Linked DNA regions of Homo sapiens: region 2 is linked to region 1. Evidence: chromatin contacts called from ENCODE Hi-C or POLR2A ChIA-PET data. All regions are on one chromosome and are shown on one strand. Each heading gives the region's core, a stretch centred on a gene start or an enhancer-like site at or near the end of the contact. The rest is flanking DNA. Distances are from core to core; before and after follow the strand shown. Region 1 overlaps LOC105374945 (a long non-coding RNA gene). Region 2 has its middle 260 kb from the start of LINC01108.

What was found. A loop is a pair of places that touch in the nucleus more often than their neighbours do. ChIA-PET counts read pairs that join two places held with the same protein, here RNA polymerase II (POLR2A). Pooled maps may share reads with other maps.
Region 2: a map of psoas muscle shows a loop between it and region 1 (2.1-fold over the local background). The contact joins two enhancer-like sites. A Hi-C loop is called at or near these places in 1 of 168 maps with a recorded cell type or tissue (psoas muscle) and 8 of 50 pooled maps. POLR2A ChIA-PET finds 5 or more read pairs at or near these places in 1 of 52 experiments (activated T-cell).

The regions. Positions count from the first base shown.
Region 1 is chr6:14,876,573-14,883,468 of GRCh38, reverse strand. The region is part of intron 2 of LOC105374945 (a long non-coding RNA gene); the gene reads left to right. Among named protein-coding and RNA genes, the nearest start is that of JARID2-DT, 370 kb to the left of the region's middle. RefSeq lists enhancers at 1-248, 2,704-3,213, 3,214-3,724, 6,294-6,483, 6,264-6,764. Within about 2 kb of position 3,241, at least 7 of the 41 ENCODE cell types and tissues checked have a DNase peak (open chromatin) inside an H3K27ac peak, as active enhancers do; they include psoas muscle, where a contact is called at or near this core.
Region 2 is chr6:14,538,278-14,545,338 of GRCh38, reverse strand. No RefSeq gene overlaps it. Among named protein-coding and RNA genes, the nearest start is that of LINC01108, 260 kb to the right of the region's middle. RefSeq lists an enhancer at 4,615-5,185. Within about 2 kb of position 4,883, at least 4 of the 41 ENCODE cell types and tissues checked have a DNase peak (open chromatin) inside an H3K27ac peak, as active enhancers do; they include psoas muscle, where a contact is called at or near this core.

The DNA.
Region 1 (6,896 bases), core at 1,992-4,491:
CTTAAATACGTGGTCACCAGAATAGCTAATTAACATGCTTCCCTGCCCCTTCTGCCGTCCCCTGCACACAGAAAGGAAAATAATGTTTTATTTTTAATTTTTTGGCTTCTCTGATTTTGCTTGCTATTTTTGGCCGAAAGTCTATTTTATTAAGTTCAAAGGCATCTCTGTTTTGCCAGGAGTGGAGAAATAGAGCAACTTGCCAGCAGTACCTGAAGAGACCAGGGTCTTCTGGGCCATAGTGTTATTCTGGGAATCCTGGTTTCCACAGGAAGCATGCTGTTGATTTTTGTTTCTAATGTTGGAGTTTCGTAGTAACACTGTTTTAGTATTGGGGGACTGGGTGATGAGATTCCTCTTGGTATTTCATCCATTTACAGGCCACCACTGACTGAGCACCTACTACCTGTCCTGTGCTCTATTCTGAGACACAAGGATGAATGATCTGTGTCTTTAATGCTTGTGAGGCTCAGAGAGTATCGAGGAAGAAAGTTATGTAAACTGTGGATTGTAATGTAATGTGATAAGTACGGGTGTGTGTCTATTTGCAACACGAATGCTTCCAGGCATGCCAGCTTGTGGGTACAGATGAGGTCAAATGCACTGTCAGAACTCACATTTCATTGTTCCGGCCCCTCCCCCATCACTCAGAACCTCAGCCATTTATCGCTGTGAGTCCCTGGGGTCTCGCTTCTTTTCTTTGGCTCGTGCCTTTATGCTGTCCCTGGCCCCCAGGTCCACTGCTGGGTTCCTCTGCTGCTTGTGTTCCCTGGGATGACCCTTGGGCTTCTGCCAAAAGCCTGACAGCTCCTGCTCCCCAGGCCCACTCAATGCCTTGGTCCTCACCCACATCCCTGAGCTGAGCCACCCTCGGTCCTGGGCAAGAGAGGGGAGAACATGGCTCGCCTCTCTTTTGGGTTACATTTCATCACTGGGCACAAAGCAGCATGTCTGGGCTCCTGTGTCTCACAGCTCCTCTTTCAGCCAAGTTTCAGCAGAACTTGGACATAAATCCATGGGGCCAGGTCAGGGTCCAACATCTGGTACAAACACAATAAGCACCTTCTTGCAGACATCACCCCCATTGAGTAAGTGCATTCCTCTCTTTCTCTTACTTCCTTCTGCCAAGCATCACCTCCTTAAACAAATGGCTTCTGCCGGCCACTGGTCAGTTCATTAGACACACTCAGACTTAATGCTTCTTAAGGGTGTCCTTTTCTTCCTGCTCTCACCATTTTATTTCAGGTCCTCATGACCTTGCCTGAACTGTTGGCCATAGTTTTCTAATTGGCTTTCCTTCCTCTGGTCTTTGCTCCCTTCCACCCTGTACCCAGAGTTGCTTCAATCAATGACCATCCTTGGAAAGGGTCTGTTCTGAGTTTGCGTTGTACAGAAATGATCTTGCTAATTAGAGCAAGGTCCCAGGATATGATTAAAATTACATTGCTGGTGATTGGCCTCTTATATATTTTTTATATATACGGTTTTTACCTTACCCAGTTTCCAAATGGAATTTGATTTCATGTGATTCCATGAATCATTCTTGTTATTCCCAGCCCATCAATATCTAGGGGAAATGGCCATTTAGAATCAATGTCTTTATTTGTTCCATCTGGATAGTTATGAAATTTGAAAGCATTAGAACTCTTATGAAGAAGATGGTCCTTACCAAATTTCAGAAACAAAGATTGGATTTAGGCCCACCATAGCTTTATTCACGATGGGCTTTAATGATAGTATCTGAAATGGATTCACTAGAGAATGCGGTCCTGCCCTGGGGCCTCATGTTTCTGAACTGATGGAAACCGCTGGACGAGCAGAGCTGGGAGCTGGGAGAAGTCAGGATATTAACTAGGCAGCACTGGATAAATCACAAACCAAGATCCACAACTTCCTCAAAGGGTTGACTCATAGCATTGACCAGTGCCAAAGATCTACTACAATAGTAGCCTTAAAAAAAAAAAAGTTTCACTAAGGTCAAGAAGAACCATAAGCACTGCCTATGCATTAAATTAACACTGGGGAACATTTTTATCATAATGCAATACAATTTAGATTTTTCTCATTGTTTTCATTTTGGAGGGAAAAGTGAGCTCCTCAAAGCCGTTTGCTTAGTATGTGTGTCACCGATTTGGAGACCAGATGCTGGGAGATACTGGAAGTCTGTGTCTAGAGGGGACTCTGCCTGTGGAGCTGGAAAATCTTTCTCCTGACTCAGTTGCTCCACCCCAAAAGGATACCAAAAATATTGTGCAAAGAGAGAAAAGTCAGGATCTTGGTGAAGGGAGCAGCCTCCTCCATCCTTTTAATCAAAGAAAATTTCATGATTGTATCCTTACAGTCCTTTGTTGTAAGGTAAAGGCTGTAGAAAGAGATCCCAGCAGGCTGGATTAGACAAGGAAATCTCCACAATATAAAAGGAAATTGCCCTTGTCTCTAAAGGATGGGCAGGATTTAGACAGCTGGAGGCAAGAACATTCTCCATGGGGAAAGGGGCAGTGGAGATGGAAATGGGATTGATGGATTCCTGAGACAGAGGTCGGGAGCCTTGCTGTGAAAGAGGAAATGTGTTGGGAAATAGTAGGAACCGAAGTTTCTGGGCAGAGCAGGCCTTTATTATGGAGGGCCATGAAAGACAGGAAAAAAAGTTTCTGTTTAACCTTGCAGGAAGCTGGAAGCCATGGAAACTTTTCAGCAGGGGAATGACAATAACAAGACAGACTTGGAGACAGAAAGCCTGGATTTGGGGGCATTGTAATTGAGCGCCAATATCATGAAAATAAAATAAACAATAACAACAAAAACTGCTGAGACTATGGAGACTGATTTGTTATGGGAAGGGAAAGAAAGTGATGTCAAAGATGCCACCAGGGGTTGGACTAATAGAGACCAGGGCTACCCAAAGACACGAGGAGGGGCTGCTGGTCTGGAGGGAGGGTTGTGAGTTTTGTTTTGCCTGTTTGAGTTTAAGAACATGATGAGGAACCCAAGTGCAGCTCAACAGTGGGGCTGCTGCCTGAGCCCCTGGAGACTAAATCCGCTTAGAGGTGATGATTGAAAGAAAGTGTGAGCCTGGAAAAATGTTCTTTTAGAGAAAGCGTGAAGAAAGGAGAGCGGGGGCCCAAGACTGGGCCTTGGACTGGAGGCTGAAGAGGAACCTGTGAAGGAAACAGAATGTTCCCAGCCAAGGGCTCCCTGGTCCTGCAGGATGCCTTGCTGCCTGCTGCCCAGGGCACAGCAACCATTGCTACCAAAACAGTGCCAGCTCCAGCTTGCGGCAGAGAAAAGCGATGCAGGCCTGGAGGCCAGCAGCAATGTTGACATGATGTGCTACATTATTCGACCTACCCACCTTGGTGTCTACTTTAGGGCACCCTTTCAAATCCGGCGCTGTCGGGTGCAGTATCCATGTTACCAATGGTTTAAGCTGATAGTTTAGAAGGGCCCTGTAATTAGGGTTGCCAGATTTAGCAAATGAAAATATAGGATACTCAGTTAGATTTGACCAGATAAACCATGAATGTTTTTTAGTATAAGTATGTCCCAAATATCATATAATATATACTTGTATTTTAAAATGTGATTATTTCTCTGAAATTCAAATTTAACTGGGCATCTTGTTTTTCATCTGGCAATCTTTCTATACTCTGATAAATCTTCTGATCTCAGTTCTAAGGGGGCCATGATCACACCTTTTCTTGGCGAGTGGCCCCTCTTCCCCAAGACACATTTCATTCTCTTTTTTCCCTCCCCCACATTGAATCAGATGGTATTATTCAGAATACACAGGCCATTGTTCTACACCCACCATGTGCTTGGCAGGGCACAAGTTATTTTCACATATACAATATCAGTAGTTTGCAACTTGTTCAGGGGATATAGAACTTGAAAATCAGGTGCTTTTGGCAGACTATCACAGATGTAAAAATTTTTTTTTTTTTTTTTTTTTTTTTTTGAGACAGAGTCTCACTCTCTTGCCCAGGCTGGAGTGCAGTGGCATGATCTTGGCTCACTGTAACCTCTGCCTCCTGATTCTCCTGCCTCAGCCTCCTGAGTAGCTGGGATTACAGACATGCATCACCATGCCCGGCTAATTTTTGTACTTTTAGTAGAGATGGGGTTTCACCATGTTGGCCGGGCTGGTCTCAAACTCCTGACCTCAGGTGAGCCGCCCACCTTGGCCTCCCAAAGTGCTGGGATTACAGGTGTGAGCCACCGTGTCTGGCCATAAATGTAAAATAATTATACCAGCAATTCTGACAATGCCATGGAGGTGGGAAAGAAGCCCCAACAATGATTGAGACTGAAAGTTATGTGCGGGCATGCAATGAAACATTACAATAGAAAAATACATATATCCAAAGTACAGTCATGTTTTTAAGTCATTCCATTGATATTTTTGACAGGCAGTTTATTGAGATATGTGTTTTTGTTCTCCCTGTTGTATTTTCACCTTCCTCATTCCTGAGAAACTGAGTCTTGTCTTATAAGACCAAAGCATGACTTGTTGGTACCCAGAAGACAACTCCACCTGATATTTGTTGTAAAGGCCCTTTGAGTAGGATTACACTGGGCCTTCTGGGAAAGGAAAGGGATGAAAGAAAATGTTCACAGTTGAGAAATTGAATTGGGTTGGTGGGTAAGGAGTGGGGGAGTCCATGAAATTAAGAGCAGGACTGGCTTTGGGATCTCTAAACATGGGAGGTCCTGGGCCCTGAAGGGGTCTAGAATAAGCCAAGGTGGCATAAAAAAATTATTTTGAGCTGAAGGCATTTGAGTTCATGAAATCTCTTATCTGCCTAAAAGCAGAGCCTCCCAAAAGAACTCAGTTTTTATAAATCCCCTCCTTGGAAGCAATTCTAATCTTCTCTTCTTGGAAATGAGAAATTGGTACCACAGTCAAACAGATATTGTTACAAAAAGATCATTTTTCCCTTTTATTCTCCTATGGGCACATTTGTCTTTCTAAAAAGTCATTTGTTTTCCCTAAGTGCCATTTCTTCTCCATTTCTAAGTAGTCATTTGTTTTCCCAGAAGTGCCCCTCTGCCCCTCCCCTTCCCCTAATAGGGTAGCATATAAGCCCTGAATTCTAACCACCTCCTTGAGACTCCTTGAGTCTTTGTGAATTCCAGTGTGTACATATACAATTATAATCTGTTTTTTTTCTCGTCCTCATCTATCTTTTGCCAGTTTAGTTTGCACATCCCCAATCACCGCACCTAAGAGGGTAGAGGAAAAGTTTTTCCTCCCAGACAGTCCCTCTTGTGCCAAGTGCCTCCTGAGGATTGTGGCAGGTTGCCTGTAGGGTTAGGGTGGGGGTCCCATGGGTGTATCTGTGGACACAGTGGCTACATGGGGGCTCCCTGAATTCTTTCAGAGTAGGATGTGCTGATCTTGCCAGGCAACCAGTGCTCAACAGAAGCAGAGAGAGAGGGACTGTTGGCCACAGTGGCAGCCCCCACAGCTCAACCTCCTGGTACATTCCTTCCCTCCTCACATATTCAAGTCCTGGTACCACATAGCACTCACAATGCCACGGCGGGGGAAGGAAGCCTCAATAATGACTGAGACTGAATTTCCTACCAGCTAGGCAGGTGGGGATCAGAAGCAGAATAAATTTAATTCAGAAATATAAAAAATCCTATTCTTGCCTCTTTGCGTCAAGAGAAACATTCATTCCTTTTTCATTTTTCTTTTTGTTCATTGTTTAAGAAGTCACAAGAACTACAAACCTAAAAAAAAAAAAGTCTACTGGAGAAAAGCCTAACATTGAGAAAATTCTAGAAAATTCTATCCATTAACTTAATCCCATCCCCTAACCCTGGGGTTATGAAAATGTCACCATTTAAGAAAATTTTTAGCAGCTGAACACCTCAGTTAGTTCAGTGCTGTAGGAATGCAGTTAGAAAAACCATATTATCTCATGGGGTAAGGCTGCGCACAGGATGCTGACATTTAAAACCCAGTGTCCAGCATGACACAATGATGTTATTTATAGACCGAGAAGGATCTAGGACAAATGTGATGCATAGAAAGAAATAAAAAGAAGGAAGGAGCAAGCCATAGAAACCCGAGGTTGAATCGAGGAGGAAAACCCCCAGCAAAAAATCTGAGACACATCAAGCTTTTGTAGGGTTCATGTTTAGCAGGAAGTTGAAATGACTCACCGTATCCTGTTGTACTCGCCCTGTGATTCCATTTATCCCCTCCAAGGCTTTTAAAGCTCTGATTTGTGTAGGAAAATCACACAGCATGTCAAAGAATGACTACGCTCTGGTTTTACACATCCGTATTTTTAAACAGCACAAAATGGTTGTACTTCTCAATATCGAAATCTGACTGGGGCCTCTCCTGCTTGACCTTGCCCTGGAGGCTGCTGTCCTTCCATGGGTGGGTGCCCAGGCTGAGCTTGCACGGGCTCCTTCATGTCCCCCTTGGTCAACCTAGGTGAAGAGGGGAAGAATCCAGCTCCCACCATGCACCTTATTGACAGAAGCCTTCCTCAGATGAATATTCATGAGCAGCCTAAGTTTCTTTGGCTTTTCTGTTTACTAGTTTTATTAGCTCTTGAGAGGGGAGAGAGAGAGAGAGAGAGAGAGAGACTGGGGGAGACAGAGAAAGAAGCTGGGTGCGGTGGCTCATGCCTATAATCTCAGCACTTTGGGAGGCTGAGGCAGGAGGACTGCTTGAGCCCAGGAGTTCAAGACCAGCTGAGCAACATAGCAAGATCCCATCTCCATAAAAAAAGAAAAATAAAAATTGAAGAGAGAGAGAGAGAGAGAGAACTTTCCATAATTAATAGAGATAAGGTCAGCAAGATAACTCTTTTTTGCTCTTTTCCTAATTGCCCCTTCCTGGGGTGATTCCTTTCCTAAATGGGCCTCCTCTTAATCCT
Region 2 (7,061 bases), core at 3,634-6,133, 340 kb after region 1:
CCCAAATTCCATTTCATCCAAAAGCTTTACCTTCCTCTTTCATCAAAATGATTTTCTCAACTGCAACCATTAGAAAGATTTTCAGATTTCAGCATCATATGTATTTACTTCTCTCTCTCTCTCTCTCTCTCTCTCTCTCGATACTCAGGAAAATGCATGCCCGAGAGAAGAGCAGAGGCAATCCAAAACTGGATTTCCAGTCTAGAATCTTCTAGGTTTTTCTTAATCAGTTAAACCTTAAAAGACACAAAAGCTTACTAAGCAGCTACCATCTATTTTTCTGTTTCTTTTGGCCTGATAATCTTCAGTTTTACCAAGAACCCACCCCCAATCTGATTCCCTTGAGAATGTGCACTGGCTCTTGGCTTTTGGATGCAGGGCAAAGAGAAGCTTATTCATTGCCCTCTGCAGGCACCAGGCTGCAGCAGGTTGTTATTCAAGTTGATAAGGCTTCCATCCCTGGGGAAAAACTCCATCTTGCCAACCGTGACCCTGACTCAGGGTGTAAGCTGAGCCCAGGCACACCTGTACATCTGACAGATGAGGCAGGCTCTGAAAAGCCTCTGCTGACAAGCTTATCGGAGTGCAGACACCTGCAGAGGGGCCCACACCTTTCTTGGTGAGGGCTCCAAAAGCAGCCTTGATTCATCAAGTCTGTGTACTCGGTTGAAGAGAGATTACTTGGAGAATCAAAAAGGGGTTGAATTATGCCAAGACCAAAAATCATGCTTGGAAGGAAATATAGCCATTCATTCATATCATGGCTCTGTTTGATGGAATTCGTTAACATACCCTTCACTGGGTTTTGTTCCAGATAAAATCCTATCTTTGTCTTGGGGAGATAAGGGTGAGGACAAAGACAATTTAGATTGATTAAGCCTACTATGTTGCCTGGCACAAGAGGAGGTGTTTTATATTTAGCATCCTGTTTAATCTTCCCGAGAACCCATGTGATGAAAGTGCTGTTATCTTGATTTTACAGAGAAGAAAACTGAGCCTTAGAGAGCTTAAGTCACTTTGCAAGATTGCACATCTAATTAGTGGCAAGGCAGGATCTGAAAGGGTTCTCCCAGCGTTTTATGTCCACTAGCAGCTGTTCCCAAGCATACGAACTCAGGAAACCCAAAGCCCAGGGGTTTGGGGACAATTAATTATGTTTGTGGTCCTTCATGAGTGGGGCTCATGTTGCTATGTGTTGGCTGTATGGGGGAAGGTTGACCTGAGGCATGACCCTGTTACCCAGAATTCCAGGCAGATGGTGCAGAATGGCCCGGAATGGCCCAAGTCAAAGCTGATAAGGATTGCTGTTGGTCTCTGTGCTCGCCTGAACTAGAGGCAAATGATCCCAACATATCAATTTAGAGGCACATCAATTTATACTCTAAAGCAGTGGTCCTCAACTGGGGGCAACTTTGGCATCCAGGAGACATTGGGCAATGTCTAGAGACATTTCTGATGGTCACAACTGGGAGGGAGTGAGATGCTACCAGCATCTAGTAGAAAGAGGTCGGGGATGCTGCTAAGCATCTTACAATGCACAGAGAAACCTCCTGTATAAAAGAATTATCTGGTGCCAAATGTCAGTAGTATCAAGATTGAGACACCCTGCTTTGAAATACTATCCCACCATATACGTGAAGTTCTTAGCACAGTGACTGCTACACAGCGATCAACAAACATCAGCTTTGTCATTATCGATCACCAGGTTCCAAGCATTCGTATGTGAAGGCTGAGTTGACGATTTTTGGTAGGTGATCCCTGGGGTCCTCCCTGGGGAAAGCAAGGAGGAATGGGATGCCTTCCTCCCCTTGGTGACTGCGCAAGTCACCCACTGACACCAGTTCTCATTAATGCGTCAAGCTCCTTATGAATCAATACTTGAAGATTTTTGCTTTTATTTTTTAAGTAGAGTTGGCAAGGTGTGTGGCTAGCAGTGGGTGGCATGTACTTATCTCTGAAAAGATGTTTATTGAGTGTGAACTCTAAGACATTGGCAGAGGGGAGTGCTCCAGAGGTAGCATCTTACAGCACACAGCTGCCCGGGGGAAAGAGCTCAGTCACTGGAGTCAGACCAACTTCTCAGAGCCGCCATGTCCTAAGGTGTAAAACAAGAGCCATAATTCTTACTTTCAAGGGTTGGCGTGAGAATTAATTGAAGTAATGAATGTAAAGTGCTTAACACAGCAGGTGGCATAATGAACACTTTCCTGGTACCTCTCATCAGGAAGAGTAGGGCAGGCTGGCCTCAGAGGATTGGCAGGGGGACAGCTTCTAAAATGGTGACCCCAGTGCTTTTTGGTGGGCTCTGTTCGCCTCCCCCCTGGTCACCACATACCCAGGCAATACTTAGAGTACCCAAGGAGTGAGCAAGGGGATGTTGGCCACGACCCTGTTCTCCTGCTCCCTGCCAGGGAGGCAGCTGTGGTGCAGGAGCTGATGCATGACTCTCAGTTCCACCCACACGCTAGCTCTGTGATGCTGGGTGAGTCACTTATGCTGTTTGAACCGGGATCTCCTTCCCTCTACAATCGATTACATTTGCTACTTCACAGTAGTCATGTAAGGATTAGGTGATGATGATGACGATGATGACGATCATGACAATGATAAATAATCAAGATGAAAAAAGTAACTGGTTGTATCAGGAACCTGATGAAAGTTAATTTTTTTGTTGTTGTTTTTCTGTGAGAATAAATTCCTCATTATGCAAATGAGGATCCGCCTTGATGGTTTGACTTCACCTGACTACACATTTCTCCCATTTGCCGTGGGCATGGTCCTACACAGATAGGCCGGCCACCTCTCTCTATATATCCATTCTCATTCCCACCTCTACATCTGTGCCAGGGGTGATCGGCTCAGAGTAGCCTTCCTTTTCTTTCCATCTAAATCCTCTCCCTCTTTTGTAGCACAGTTCTGGTTTCACCTCTCCTGGTCACCCCATCCTCCCTAGTAGCTTCAGTTACTGTCCCCTGAGCACCAGAGGACGACTGCTATGCCAAGCCTCACGTGGCTGCCACTGAGGGCCACAATAAAGAACTCACAGGCTTCCTGCTTTGCTTAGAATGTTTTGTATTTAGGGATATCTATTATACAGAGGCAGTTCGTGTTCTTCCCTCACCTACTATATCCATTAAGTACTCTGTGCCCAGATTTCAACTAAGTTTTCTTGCTATAAAATACTAACAAAAGAATTAAGTTATGCCCACATGGTGCTACCCTCCTTTAACCTCAGAAACCATGTGATATTTGACTTTGTATCTCCAGTCTTGAACAGAGACTCAGAAATATGGTAGACACTTAAACATTGATGAATGAACGAACCAATGCATGGTTTTGTGGTAAGAGATTTTCTTCCCCTCTACATGACCACATTTTCCATCTCGTGAAGCTCAATTAAGATGGTTGAAGATACAGACAGGTGGATGTTCAGGTTTCTTCACAGCGTTCCTGGGATCATACTCGAACCTACAGGACTCTCAGCAGAATCCTGGATACAGGCACACCCTTGCTATTTTCACAGAAGGTGGAGAACTGGACCCTATTTTCCTTTTCTTACCCTGCTTTCTTGCTTTTCCCGGGGCAGAGAGAGGTGTTGAGCATTCTATAGGTACATTTTTTGATATCAGGCCATTTACAGTCTATTGTCCAAAATAAGTGGCCCACATGCCTCTGACCCTCAAGGGACTTGTTCTGGTTGCCTTACCCGTACATTTTAGTGCTTGGTCATATTCCGTTTAGAATGTCATGCCTCATTCTGTGGTCTTTCGGCTGGTTTTGTTTATTGGCTGTTTGTTTTGTTTTGCTTTTTTCTTTTATTTTTAAGGGCATTCTTTCTGATTAGGCAGAAATTCTCAGAAGGCATGCATTGAACTTCCCACTGTCTTCATCAGAGCTGAACATAGGCCTAGGCAAACAGCAGGTGCTCAGTAAAAGGTTGAACCAATGGAATCAAACAAAACCCTATCTTTCTAATTCATCTTCCTCCAAGCTTCTGCGATGACTAAGTCCAGGATGTAGCAACATAATCCTGAGTGTGGATTTTTAAAAGGGGGAAAATGAGAAGAATGGCAAGGTAGACAAAGATAGCAGGCACAAGATGAAAATACCAAGACTGACACCCACCCCACCTGGCCCTCAGCTCCTGATGAAAAGAAACCAAAGCCCTCGGATTCACTTCAATTGCTCTCTGGACCTGAAATGACTCCCTCCCCCAGGCCTGTAGGAAAATTCAATTAAAGGGTCCATCTGCGAGGCAGCAGCTGAAGGGGAATGACAGTGGGGAGGCCCACATTTTCATAAAAAGCTCTTCTCCTCCTAGCCCGCCCCCTCCTCTATGCACCCTCCCCTGCTTGCTTATTAGGCCCAACCCTTACCTCTAAACTGCAATTCTCTCCAATTAGGCGGGCTCAGAGGAGCAGCTTTCATCTGCTCCTTTCAAATGCGCGCACGGGAAAGACTGGGTACATCCCACAGACACGAGGCTTGCTGGGAGAGAGCGAGAAAACCCGCAAAAATAGCCCACAGAGGCTGGGAGCTAGAAGCCCCCTAGCCCAGTTAAGCCCCCTGCCTCAGTGGGCTTAGTGGCCGTGCACTGCTGGGCATGAGTTCTGCAGGCCATCCAAACCGAAAGGCAAGACACTAGTATTAATACTACTAATAATAAAAAATCACGACCAGGCAAGCTTTCTGGGCTTCAGTGAGAAACAAAGAGAAAGGCAGAAGGGAAGGATTAAATGGGATGACCTCCAAAACAAGCCTTCACCCTCCTGAGCCTTCTCACCCACAGGGCTGCCTGCCTGCATTAGTGTTTGTTTTGGACAAAGGGAGCCGGGCCACGCTGCTGGCCGCAACGATGGTGGCTCTGGCCAAGGGGCAGGTAAGAAATCCACCATCCTGTGACTCACTGTCATCTGGCAGGGTTGACTGAGGCTATTTTAAACATGAAGGATGGCCCTTCCAGGGAGTGAGTGCCTCTTCCTTCTGTCCACATTCCCTTCAAACCCACCAGTGCTCATGACAGTCCTGTGGGGCAGGACTGAAGCACAATCTCCACAAAGTCCTCCCAACCCTGAGCCCCAGAATGTCCTGCGGTACCCTCTGAGGACTTCTTATCTACCTTGGCAACTTCTCAGGCCTCCTTCCCACTTCCTTCTGCCCCCTTTTGATGATCCGTGTTGAGAGAACATAGGTAAAAGGGCGGCTCATTGCCCTCCTTTGTACCTAAAGCTGGAGGAAGCAGAATCTGGCACATGAGAGTTGACTTAACATAGGCCCGTATGAGGCTGGGCGCTGGGACTGGTGTACATATTTGTCTGCTCGGGATTTTTGCCCTAACAAAGCACCACAGCCTGGGGGGGCTTCAGCAACAGAAATGTACTTTCTCATGGTTTTGGAGGCTGAAGCCCGAGATCCAGGTGTCCACAGGCTTGGTTTCTCCCGGGGCCTCTCTCCTTGGCTTGTAGGTGGCATCTTCTCCCTGTGTCCTCGCGTGGTCTTCCCTCTGTGTGTGGCTGTTCCTCCTCTCCTCTTCTTATAAGGACATCTGTCCTCTTGGGTTAGGGCTCCATCCTAATTACCTCGCGTTAACTTAATTACCTCTTTAAAGAACTTATCTCCAAATAAGGTCACATTCTGAGATACTGAGGCTTATGACTTCAACACATGAATTTTGGGAGGGTTGTGGGGGAGACACAATTCAGTCCATAACAGTATGCCTTGGTTGTTCTGCCTAAAAAATGACCTATTATTTACCACTTTAATCACAGGACTTCAGAAGTTTTAGGGCTTCGAGGAGACATCAACTTTTCCAAGGACTGGAGCCTTCTAAGGAAAGGTCTTCACTCGTTGGTATTAGTGTGCTCCCAATTTATTAAGTGTAAAATAGAATTGGGACACTGCTCATAGCTACTATATAAAATGAGATAGAGAGGATCCTATCACGTGAATTCTATTAATTTAATCAAGACATAGTCCAGAACATCTATTTCTGGCCCTGAAGTAGCTAATGTACCTCAAGGATACATACAAATGGAGTAAACTCACCTCCCTTTCTTGGTCAAAATCCATCCAGGTCCCACCAGCCTCTTGAGACCCCTCATCATCCTTCAAATGTGGCCTCGTTCCACCTTTTTTTTTCTCTGAGCCTTTGCACAGGTTGTTTCTCCTTCTTGAAATGTCCTTTGCCTTCTTAGAACTGCAGAGCATTACAGAAGGAAAGGGGAGACTAGATTAGTCATAAATATTCTCTGGCTTCCGTTCTGAGAAGTCGGCTGTCCTCTCAAATTAGACATTAGACTAGAAAGGCTTAAACTCTTTCATTCTTCCAAGACTGTCAATGTCATGGGATTCCAGGGAATGCCTAGCCCACATTTCTCTCTTTTAAATGAGGGGCTTATGCAGACAGGCCTTTGATGACCGTGAGCTCCAGCATCCTGGTCACCCTCTTTCAACAGCTTGGGCCACACTCTAAGCTTGACTCCTCTGGTGAGCTGGGGCAGTGGAATGGCTAGAGATGAATGAAACAGTGAAAAGTGATATGGTTGGTGTGATGTTAATGATGTTTGTTGTTGTGATAGTGTTAGAATAAATTATTTTTTATTTTGGCGTTGTAAGTGTTCAGTATACTTAGTAGTGCTATCAATTATATTGAACACAGATCATAAAAAGATACTCATCTGGTAAAATATTAACAGTATGGTTTGGCAACTGTAAGTATGTTGAGCTACAAAAAAACTACAAAATCTATTCTGTTGATTGCGTTCATGGGAAACCAGAGTCTGCTAGAATTGTGTGTGTGTGTTTTTATTTATGGCTCTTTTCTTCCTTTTCAAGCATATCACCTGCTAGTCTTCAAAAAAAATCTCACTCCCTGGAAGAACCCTAGCCTTGGAACAACCTTTTTCATCCTGCCTCCATATCCCATTTTAGTTACTTATTTTAGAAAATAATTTGTCCCCCTCTTTTCTGGGGATTAGCATGGATATAGGGATTATAAAGTCCCAAACTGCATCCCCAGTTCTGTCGTTTAACTGGGCAACTTCTGGCTTGTACTTACACTA